Regions from separate parts of the Homo sapiens genome. Here region 1 is linked to region 2. The links are chromatin loops, found by intact Hi-C in ENCODE. Cell type or tissue: ascending aorta. All regions are shown on one strand. Each heading gives the region's core, and the rest is flanking DNA. Links, peaks and the distances in the headings are about the cores only. Region 1 overlaps UBE2R2 (ubiquitin conjugating enzyme E2 R2). Region 2 overlaps UBAP2 (ubiquitin associated protein 2).

The links. A loop is a pair of places that touch in the nucleus more often than their neighbours do. Peaks named below come from ENCODE experiments on the same cell type or tissue, not always from the same donor. Only the 100,000 strongest peaks of a DNase experiment are listed, where the experiment ranks them.
Region 1: a loop joins it to region 2, with 2.8 times the contacts of the local background. A loop is called at or near these places in 7 of 110 quality-filtered maps.

What each region holds. Positions count from the first base shown.
Region 1 is chr9:33,865,998-33,871,370 of GRCh38, forward strand. The region is part of intron 1 of UBE2R2 (ubiquitin conjugating enzyme E2 R2); the gene reads left to right. It also overlaps the pseudogene RNU4ATAC11P. Among named protein-coding and RNA genes, the nearest start is that of UBE2R2-AS1, 50 kb to the left of the region's middle. In ascending aorta, for the core only: no CTCF peak of the experiment used is centred there; DNase peaks (open chromatin) are centred at 2,273 and 2,599; H3K4me3 peaks cover 1,420 bases; H3K27ac peaks cover 1,657 bases.
Region 2 is chr9:33,922,815-33,928,157 of GRCh38, forward strand. UBAP2 (ubiquitin associated protein 2) reads right to left here. Exons shown (of 29, transcript NM_001370062.2): 20 at 4,983-5,178; 21 at 4,175-4,266; 22 at 3,803-3,850; 23 at 1,392-1,470; 24 at 981-1,186; 25 at 565-664; 26 at 372-479; 27 at 152-219; 28 at 1-64. Among named protein-coding and RNA genes, the nearest start is that of SNORD121B, 8.9 kb to the right of the region's middle. RefSeq lists enhancers at 2,302-2,541, 4,619-5,343. In ascending aorta, for the core only: a CTCF peak has its summit at 2,519 (motif pointing right); DNase peaks (open chromatin) are centred at 1,560 and 2,482; H3K27ac peaks cover 2,420 bases.

The DNA.
Region 1 (5,373 bases), core at 130-5,129, 57 kb before region 2:
ATTTTTGAATTTTTAGTACAGATGGGGCTTCACCATGTTGGCCAGGCTAGTCTCGAACTCCTGACCTCAGGTGATCCACCCACCTCAGCCTCCCAAAGTGCTGAGATTACAGGCGTGAGTCACTGGTGCCCGGCTCACATTTAGTTTTCTAATGTGCTTATCAGTAATTCATCCCTGAACTCTGACAGAGTATAAAATCTCTTTAAATACACATGGTTATCATACTTAACTGAAATGTAATTAACTTTTTTTTTTTTTTGAGACAGAGTCTTGCTCCCTCACCCAGGCTGGAGTGCAGTGGCATGATCTCAGCTCACTGCAACCTCCACCTCCCAGGTTCAAGCAGTTCTCCTGTCTCAGCCTCCCGAGTAGCTGGGACTACAGGTGCCTGCCACCACGCCTGGCTAATTTTTGTATTTTTAGTAGAGACGGAGTTTCACCTTGTTGGTCAGGCTGATCTCGAACTCCTGACTTCAGGCGATCCACCCGCCTAGGCTTCCCAAAGTACTGGGATTACAGGCGTGAGTCACCGCACCCAGCCAACATTTTTAATTTGATCAAAACATGTGAAGGTAGAAAGTTGTATGTGTCATAAATATAGCAGTTGGTGGATTTTCACACACTGGGGCATCTGTATATCTAGTCTTCAGATCATGAAAAAAGAAAATTGCCAGTACTACAAGAAGCCCTTTCTTGTGTTCTCTTACAGAACCATCTTCCCATCTCCCAGGATAATCCCTATCCTAATTTCTAACAGTATGAATTAATTTTGCTTATTCTTGAATTTCATAATAGAGTCATACTCTTTATTCATAGGAGTTCTTTATATACTGTGCATATTAAATCATTTGTTGGATTGTGTATGTGAATCCACATACATGTATTGTGAATAACTTCTTCCACTCTGTGGCTTGCTTGTTCCCTGTTTTAATGATTTTTTCGATGAAACAGAAGTTCTTGGTTTTAATAAAATCAGAATTATCAATGTTTTCTTTTATGGATATTACTTTTTGTGTCCTATTTTAAAACTTTTGTCCCCTCCAATGTCCTAAATATTCCTGGTTTTTTTGGTGGTAAAGTATATATAACATAAAATTCACCATTTCAGTCTCAATCTGCTGACCTTGTGATCTGCCCGCCTCGGCCTCCAAAAGTGCTGGGATTACAAGCGTGAACCACCGTGCCCGGCCATAATTTTTTTTATTTTTTGAATCTCTTTTGTGTCAGGCTTCTTTGTCATATATGTTGATGTGATTTACCCACATTATGTGTAGTTGTAGATCATTTGTTCTCATGCTAGGTAGTAATCTATAAATGACTCTTCCACTTCATCCATTCTCCTATTGAGGGTCATTTGGGTAGTTTCAGATTTTGTCTGTATGTATATTCCTATTTATGAACATTTCAGTTTTTGTATTTTGGTGAAAATATTTATTAAGGAGTGGACTTTTTGAACCTTAGGCTACATATATGTACAGGTGTAGTAAGATTGCCAGTTTTCTAAGCTGGTTGTACCTGTTCTGCATTCCTATAAGCGCTATATGAGAGTTATGGTAGTTTTGCATCTTTGCTAGTCTTTTTCATTTTAGGTATTTTGCTTTTAATTTGCATTTCCTTGATGACTAATGATGTTGAACACCATATTAACTGAATTTATTTACTGGCATTTAGATATCCTCTTTTGTGAAATGCCTGTTCAAGTCTTTTGCTCACTGCAAGCTCTGCTTCCTGGGTACACGCCATTCTCCTTCCTCAGCCTCCTGAATCCAAAATTAGCTGGGCATGGTGGTATGCGCCTGTACTCCCAGCTACTTGGGAGGCTGAGGCAGGAGAATTGCTTGAACCTGGGAGGTAGAGGCTACAGTGAGCTGAGATCGTGCCACGATACTCCAGCCTGGGTAACAGAGCAAGACAGGGCCTGCCAAGTGCCAGCCACCTCAGTGGAGGGTCAGTCAGGATGGTGGCCCCTGTCCTCTCAGCACCCTGTTCTTGTTCGGTGTCCAGGAAGAATCAGCTCACACGAACTGTTTGAAAGGTGATGAATGCAGAAGACTTTATTGAGCAGTGGGTGGCTCTCAGCGGAAAGGGAGGCTGGAAAGGGGATGGGAAGGTGATCTTTCCCTGAAGCTGGGCTGTCTCTGGCAGGCCCCTCTCCGAAGCCGCACTGTCTGAAGATAGCCGAATTTTTCCTATGCTCAGCTGCTTGTATCCTTGACACTCAGCCGCTTGTGTTGCTCTGCCAGCTGAAGTCTTTTTATGGGCACAGGATAGGGGCGGGGCAGGCCAAAAAGGCAACATTTGGGCTGAAAAATAGGGTCAGCTGTTTTCACTTAGGACAAACTTAAGGGTGGGGCTTAGCCAGGATCCCAGCCTTTCTGTCAGTTTGACCTTAAAACCTGCAGCACATTATATAGCCTTACTAGGGGGGATGTGTGTGTGTACACACACTTTTTTTTCCCACATACTATTATTGAACATTTTAAAGATTTGTAGTTGGCAGACTTTTGACACTTTGAGCAAGTTAATAAGAAAGCATGTTTTAACCACCCTTTTCTTGGGGTTGCGCTGCTGTCCAAGGATTGCATAACAAGGGCAGCACTGCTAATGCCTACACAACACTCCCGCCTCAGCTAGAGCTTTGCTTTACCTTGGTGCAATTTTTGGAAAAATGAAAACCTGCTCTACCCTCCCCCCAAAAAATATGTCTTGATTGCTTTTGCTGATGTTATGTTGGAAACATATCCTATGGCAGATGTGATCTGATGACGTAGCAGAAAAACTCAGCAGTGGGAATATCCTCATTTCACACTAAATCCAGGCACAAATCCAAATACAACAGTAACCACTACATTTGCCATCAGCTGAGCTATTACCAAGTACAATTGTATTTAGGACTAGGAAACTTTTTCACCTACTTAATAGTATGTTAATAAATAGGTAGCAGGAATAATTGGGATATATTTCATTATTCATATGTAATTGTTTTTTGGCCAGGCATGGTGGCTCACGCCTATAATCTCAGCACTTTGGGAGACTGGGGTGGGTGGATTGCTTGAGCTTGGGAGCTCAAGACCAGCCTGGGCAATATGGCAGAATCCTGTCTCTACTAAAAATGAAAAAAACTAGTTGGGTGTGGTGGTGCAGGCCTCTAGTCCTAGCTGCTTGGGAGGCTGAGGTAGGAGGATTGCTTGAGCCCGGGAGGTCGAGGCTGCAGTGAGCCCAGATTGTGCCACTGTACTCCCGCCAGGGCAAGAGACCCTGTCTCAAAACAAACAAAAACATGTAATTTTTTTTGTCATTGCTGAAATTCCATCTGAAAATAATTAGTAGGATAACAAAACTTATTTAATACTGCACATTGGGGGTTACCTAAATTTTGCTCCAAGTCAGTTTATACTTGGTTTTACATAGTTACATATACAATGTTTTATTTATTTATTTATTTATTTATTTATTTATTTATTTTGAGACAGAGTTTCGCTCTTGTTGCCCAGGCTGGAGTGTAATGGTGCAGTCTCAGCTCACTGCAATCTCTGAGGCCTCCCGGGTTCAAGTGATTCTCCTGTTTCAGCCTCCCTAGTAGCTGGAATTACAGGTGCCCACCACCACACCCGGCTAATTTTGTATATTTAGTAGAGACGGGGTTTTCACCATGTTGGCCAGGCTCGTCTGGAACTCCTGACCTCAGGTGATCTGCCCACCTCAGCCTCCCAAAGTGCTGGGATTACAGGTGTGAGCCACCGTGCCTGGCCGGGACATAATGTTTTTTAATGACTTTTTGCTTATGCATTTTAGGGTACATCTTTGCCTAGATATTTTTTATTTTTAAATTATTTTTTGTTTTGTTTTTGTTTTTTTATTTTTTTGAGATGGAGTTTCGCTCTTGTTGCCCAGGCTGGAGTGCAATGGCGCGATCTCGGCTCACCGAAACATCCGCCTCCTGGGTTCAAGCGATTCTCCTGCCTCAGTCTCCTGAGTAGCTGGGATTACAGGAATGTGCTACCACACCCAGCTAATTTTTGTATTTTTAGTAGAGACTAGGTTTCACTATATTGGTCAGTCTGGTCTTGAAGTCCTGACCTCGTGATCCACCCGCCTTGGCCTTCCAAAGTGCTGAGATTACAGGCATGAGCCACTGTGCCCAGCCTTATTTTTATTTTTTTGAGATCGAATCTCGCTTTGTCACCTAGGCTGGAGTGCAGTGGCACACTCTCGGCTCATTGCCACCTCTGCCTCCTGGGTTCAAGCGATTCTCCTGCCTCAGACTCCTCAGTAGCTGGAATTACAGGCTCATGCCACCATTCCCAGCTAATTTTTGTATTTTTAGTAGAGATGGGGTTTCACCAAGTTGGCCAGGCTGGTCTCGAACTCCTGACCTCAGGTGATCTGCCCACCTCGGCCTCCCAAAATGGTGAGATTACAGGCGTGAGTTACCATGCCCGGCTTTTATTTTTATAATGTACTATGTTTGGGGAGAATAGGAAACCAAGGAAAGTTATGATGAGGGTACATTAAATTAAAAAGAGGATCTTGGGAGGAGCCAAGAAGTATGAGAACGAGTGAGTAGAAAAGTTAGAGCATTAGGAGACAGTGAAATTGGAGAACCCCAGGAAATAAAGTGGTTCAAGAAGACAAAATGATAAATGGGAAAATGCTTTTTGGTAGTCATAGATGACTGGAAAATTATCTACTCCTCAATAAATAGGTCATATGCATTTATGTCTATATTTTCTTAACTGTTAATTTCACAACTGAGTGAAGTGATACAGTTAGCTCAATGGCTGACATATAGTAAGCACTTAATGAGTATTATTTATCACTACTTGGATCTGTCATTGTTCACTTATTTCCTCAATATAGAAAACTGAGAGTTGTCCTTGAATTTTTCTTTCTCCTCAATCCCAATATTAAATCAATTACAGAGTCTCATTGACTATACTTCCTGTGTGTCTCAAAAATACGTTTTGTGTTTATTCCAACTGCCTCTGTCTTTGCTCACATGTGTAAGCCTTTCTGCATTATTTTTCCCTTTGCCTGTAAGGTCCCTTTCACCTTGGCCTCAATACTTGGCTCAAGTAGTACCCCTTTGTAAATTTTACCTGAATGTCTCAGCCAGAATTAGGCATTTATTTCACTGTGCTCTTTAAGCAACTAGTAGAGATTTCATTTGAGGCACTTAATTTGTAATCATTTATTTGCATGCCTGTCTTTTAATTAAAACATAGCCATTCAGGCATAGTGTTCTAAATATGTTTATTTCCTACCTCCCATATTGGTACATGGTAACATGTTTGGTTTTCAGTTAACAATATGTTGAGAAATTGAATAAGTGAAAATATTTACATAAATAGTGTTTGTATAACTAAAAATAGG
Region 2 (5,343 bases), core at 1-5,000:
CCAAGACCGAGGGCAGGCTGAAAGGTGGAGGCGTCCCTGCATGAAATCCCTGCTTGTCAAAAGTCTACAGGGCAAAGAAGACAATGGTGAAGGTCAGGTTGGGCTGTAACCTCTCAAAAACCTATACACCCAACCCACCTTTGTCCCTCACCTGTGTCTTATTGTAGACAGAACCAGTCATATCAGGTAGACCAGTGGTGCTTGAAGACACTGATACTCCTAGGAGGAAAAGCAGTTGTTCCCCACAGCAGTTGTTCCCAGCTCCAGGCTCCCCACCTCCAGGATCACTCAGGGGTTGCCCTGCCTGAGAGGGGATCAGGCAGGAGCCCACCACTCCAGGCCTTATCCTGGAAAGGAGAGGTAAACACTACCTTTGCCAGGCCCAGAACCTGCAGACTTGTTTGGTGCCTGCGATGATCCAGCATAGCCACCTTTGGAGTAGTCTCCTGCTGCTGTCCCCTGGGTCAGGTCGTCATAACCTAGCGTGGCAGGGTACAAGAGGCAAGTGTGAGCCAGGCAAGCCTGTCTAACCCCATGTGTCTCTGTCTGGGAAGTACCCCTCACCTGTACTGTAGCCGTGCTGGCCATAACCACTGGCCTGCTGGAAGGGAGGTGTGGGAGTGCTGAGGTTCACCCCATGTTGCTTGGCTGAGGCTGGAGGGACCTGGGGGGGCAAGCAGATGAGGTATTAGTGTAGGAAGAGGCAAGCTGAGGCTGGTCAGGTACCCCTGCCAGAGCCTAAGGCAGCAGGTGACATACCCACAACCACAGGGGACCTGTGTTTTCATTAGTGCAACACATGCTGGATCTAAACACAGCAGGGGAAAAGTGACCTTGTCCCCAGCCTGAACAGTTTCTGAAGACCAGGTAAGACGGAGTGGAATCACAACCCTCCCTCCCTGCTGGAAGATAGGTCCCAGGTTTCCACCTGCCAGCAACCCAAGGCCAGGAGACACAGTCACACCCTCTGAAATACTCACAAACATGGTGGGGCCATACTGGAAGGCACTGGGCATGCCTGTGTAGTAGGGAAGACCAGTGTAGCTATAGCCAGGTGGCAGTGCAGGATTCACGAAGGGCTGCTGGGCTGTGTGGTGGGTCTGTGATTGGCTCTGCTGTGGCTGAGCTGGTGTGGTAGCGGGTGCAGGGGATGCAGAGTCCCCACGGCCAAACTTTGTGACATCACCTAGGAAAGAGCACTGACTCCAGCCACTGCCCTTCCTCCAACCAGAGAAAGGCCACACTGGCTTCTGCAAACAGGAACAGGTCTGGCTGCCAGCTCAGCACAGGCTACTAAGAGGCCTCTCTCAGCTTGCTGTTGCTGCTTCCCAGCTCCTGGAGTTCGCGCTAGGCCGGCCCCGGGCTACTCCTCATCCATTGAGCAAACTCACCTGGATATGGATTATTAGCTAGGCTCCCATCTCGGCTGGCAAGCGCTGTGGGTGCAGCAAAGGGAATTCCATAGTAGTCCTAGGAGAGACCAGGGAGGCTTGATCAGCGACTGGCCCTGCTTGACTCCCAGGAGAGCAGAACCAGCACATGGAAGTGGTGACGCCACACTCCTGAAACAGACTCCATGCCTGAGAGCCAGCAGTCCCAGGGAACGCCAAGTAAATGGTGCCCCTCGGAAGAGTGTGCAACTAGGCGGCCTGCCTAACACATAAGCACACAGACCGGCCAACCCTGCAGCTTCACCAGGCAGAGCTGCTGGAGACCAAGCCTCACACATCCATTTGACACCACAGGCAGGTGCTTGTGTGAATGCCTCGGGCTGAACCAACTTCGCTGGCTTTTCTGTGTGAGAGACTAGAGCAGCTAGGAAAGCTGACTAAACAGAGCAGACCTGAAAAAGGAGGCAACAGAAGTGCAGGGGCCTGAAAGGTTTAAGGGGGGACAGGGGGCAGTGCCAGGTAGGCACGGGAATAAGCAGGACCCCAGGTGAAGCCCAGAACTGGCCTGTCACCACCTACACTGCTCTCAAAACACTGACATGGCCTAGGACAAGCTTGTCCAACCCACGGCCCATGACAGCTTTGAATGTGGCCCAACACAAATTCGTCTTTCTTAAAACATGAAATTTGTTTGCAATTTTTTTAAGCTCATCAGCTATCTTTAATGTTAGTGTATTTTATGTGTGGCCCAAGACAATTATTCTTTCAATGTGGCCCAAGGAAGCCAAAACATTGGACACCCCTGGCCCAGGACTTGGGGGAAGTATGGCAGATACAACAAAGTGTGGAGACAGAGACGGCAAAGCACAGTGGAGCTTCGTGGAGGAGGGGAGGTCTGACCTGACCCTCACTCACCATCCAGGGCCTCGCACTCCTGGACACACCTGGCCCCTGAGGAAAGGCAAAGCCCTTGGGCTGTGCCCGATCCCAGAAAGGAGCCATCCTGGCTGGGAATGGCACTCACACCCTCCAGGAAACCTCCCGGAAACCCATAGCAGCCTAGAACCCCCGGAAGAGGCAGAGCTGGGAACACACAGAGCTGCACAACTGAGGACGGGAGCAGAGAAAGCCCAGAAGGGGGAGCACTTTCACAGAACACGAGAATTCTCCAGGCAGGAACTAGGCTCACAAGCAGCAGAGGTGAACAAACAACCCGAGGGATAGAAAGAGCAACATATCTCAAAAGGTGGGCTCCAGAGGGTGTTTTCTCTAAGGCACAAAGTGATAAAAGCCAAAAGAGTGCTGTGAATAAGTGTGGAGACCACGGAGAGCCCCTGAAGCAGAATGAATCCCGGGGCTCAGCACCACCTCCTGCAGTTTGGGCCTTTGGCCGGCAGATTAAAGGGCTGCTGGTTTGCACAGTGGGGAGAAGCCGCTCCGCTCCCAGGCTAGGCCTCTGCTTCTGGAAATACGGCCAGCCAGTGGAAAGGGCTACTCTTCTGAAACAAGAGCAGCTCCGTCAGCTCTTTGTGGTGCAGCAGAGAAGGGAGCAACACCCACGGGGAAGAAGGCATCACTGCACAAGGGAGAAAGCCTCTTCCTCCAGCAACAGGAAAGACTGTATCCAGCAGAGGTGGTGTCCAAACTGCCTGCAACTCTCTGACAAGTGCCCTGGGAAATGGCAGAGCAAGAAGACAGTGGCTCCCAGGAGGAAGTCCTGCCCATGGGCAGGGCAAGGAGCGGGCCTATTCCCCTCTGTCCCCACAGTTCTGTTCATGTGGCTATCCCAGGAAAGGCCCACACTGCATTCTGGCACCAACGGTCAGAAGAAAGAGGCAACCCTGGTCTCAGAGTAAGGCTGCAACCACCAGGGACGTCCCAGGGCAGGCATTCTCACAAATCTAGATGGGAGGCCAGACCCAGAAGAGACCTTAAAGACCATCAGCTCAAGCCACTCACTCAGCTGATTGCAGAAGAGCAGTCACTGGCCATCTCAGACCAAAGACACTATATGGTACTCTGAGGAAGAGGAAGACAGTATAAAACTCCAGGGCCACGTAAGCAACCTCCATGTCTTGTGTCATATGGTTTTTCTTTTTAAAAAAGAGAGAGAAAACAAGATGGAGGAGGGAAGATAAGGACCAACATTTAACAGGGGACATGGCCTACCAGGGCCCCAGGTCCCAAAGGCCTTCATGTTTCCCAGGGATGAGCACTGGATACTCTGTGCTAAAGCTATGGTCACGCCTGGCACAACCGCCAGATGAAAACAGCTTTCTCAGTAGTGGTGCTGAGAGGTTCCTCAGGCAGAGGATCCTAAGGGCCAGAGAGTGTGGCAGCCAAGACCATAAGAGGGGGGACATGTAAAAGATTCTGAACCCTCTGCTCCGACCAGTCCATACCCCACTCACCACTGGCAGCCGTGACTGCAGCATCTGGAGCTCGTCATAGCCATAGATCTGTGTGAGAACCAGAAAGTGTATTTTAGGAACCACATACCACACCCTGGGAAGCCCAGGTCCATCTAGGAGTCAAAACAAGGTTGGGGGGCTCTAACACACCCGGGAATGGGATCTGGATTAGCTGTTACGGGAACAGATCCTGCCTTCACGGAGTCTAGATGGAAGAAGACCACCAGGGCTCAGTGGGGCAGAGACGGGGGTGCTCAGGGATGGAAGGGCAGCTCAAGGTGGGCAACCTGGGCCCAACGCCAGGTTCCTGCCAGGTGCCAGCCCCCGAGGCCAGGGGAGCTGGGCAGGCCAGGAGTTCCGCCATACACTCACCGGGTAGGCAGGAAGCAGTCCTCCGGGACCTACGAGGTACTGGTTGTGCAGCAGGGGAGGCACCCCCTGAGGTAAGTTTGGGGGTGCTTTGCCTGTATAGAGGGAAAAATCAAATGGAGTGAAATGGTCACCACAAAGAGTGAGAGTCCTCAGCTGCTTCAGGAGGAGGCACAGTCACTGAGCTACCCCAGATGGGTTCAAAGAAGGGCAGTGGCCGAATGAGGCAGAGGGTCATTCTACAAAGCAGTGAAGGGGAGACAGAAAGCCCGGCCACCACACTGAGGTTGTTTCAACGTCAGAGAGTTCCGGGCCCAGACAAAAGCAGCCCCTTTCCCCCAGTCCCTAAGGTCCCACTGCACTGAGCAAAGAGAAATATAAAAAGAATCTGCCTCCTCCAAAGAGGGCAAGGAAGCCATGCAGTGCCAGGAGAGGGACAGGCTGAGTTCGAAGTCGGTTTTAGCAGCGACCATCAAATCATAGTCTGCTGGGCCTACAGACAGCCTAGGTCTGCAGTCGTGGAGCCCACCATAAGTCATCCCTGGCCCCTCCAAGTCACAATGTCAACTCGGCTCCAGGAAAGAACAAAGAGGAAAGACTGAAAAGCTAGAAGCACGCAGAGGCCAGGAATCCTGCAAGGAAGAATTCATCCCCATCAGGGGTGGGGAGATTGGGCCTCAAGGTCAGTGGAACACGCAGCGCACTCGGCGGGCCTGAGACTCTCCTGACACCTGCACTGCCTTCCTGGGACGCCAAGCAGGCACCTTTGAGGGGCTCAGGGGTGGGCAGGAAAGGCCTCTGGAGCAAATACCTGAGGTCACCAAGGGCGCGGCCCTGCTACTGCTGCTGGATGCACTCGCGGGGGTCCCACCCAGACAGAGGCTGTTCGCGGTGTTCATGCTACTGGACAGGCTGGCGCCTGAGGATGCGGAACTTGAGACGGAGGTCGCTGCCGTGGAGAAGGTGGCTGAGGACTGGTGGGAAGAGGCGCTCTCCACACTGGCATGCTGGCAAAAGAAAAGCCAGGACACATGGATCTGGAGGCAGAGGAGGAGGGTGCTGGGGAGAGCCTGGCCTGGCGCTTGGGCCCAAGTCTCAAGGCTGAGCAGGCAGGCAATGATGTAACCACCCAGGCTCCCTTAAGGTGAGAGGCTCTGTGCTCAGTGCTCACT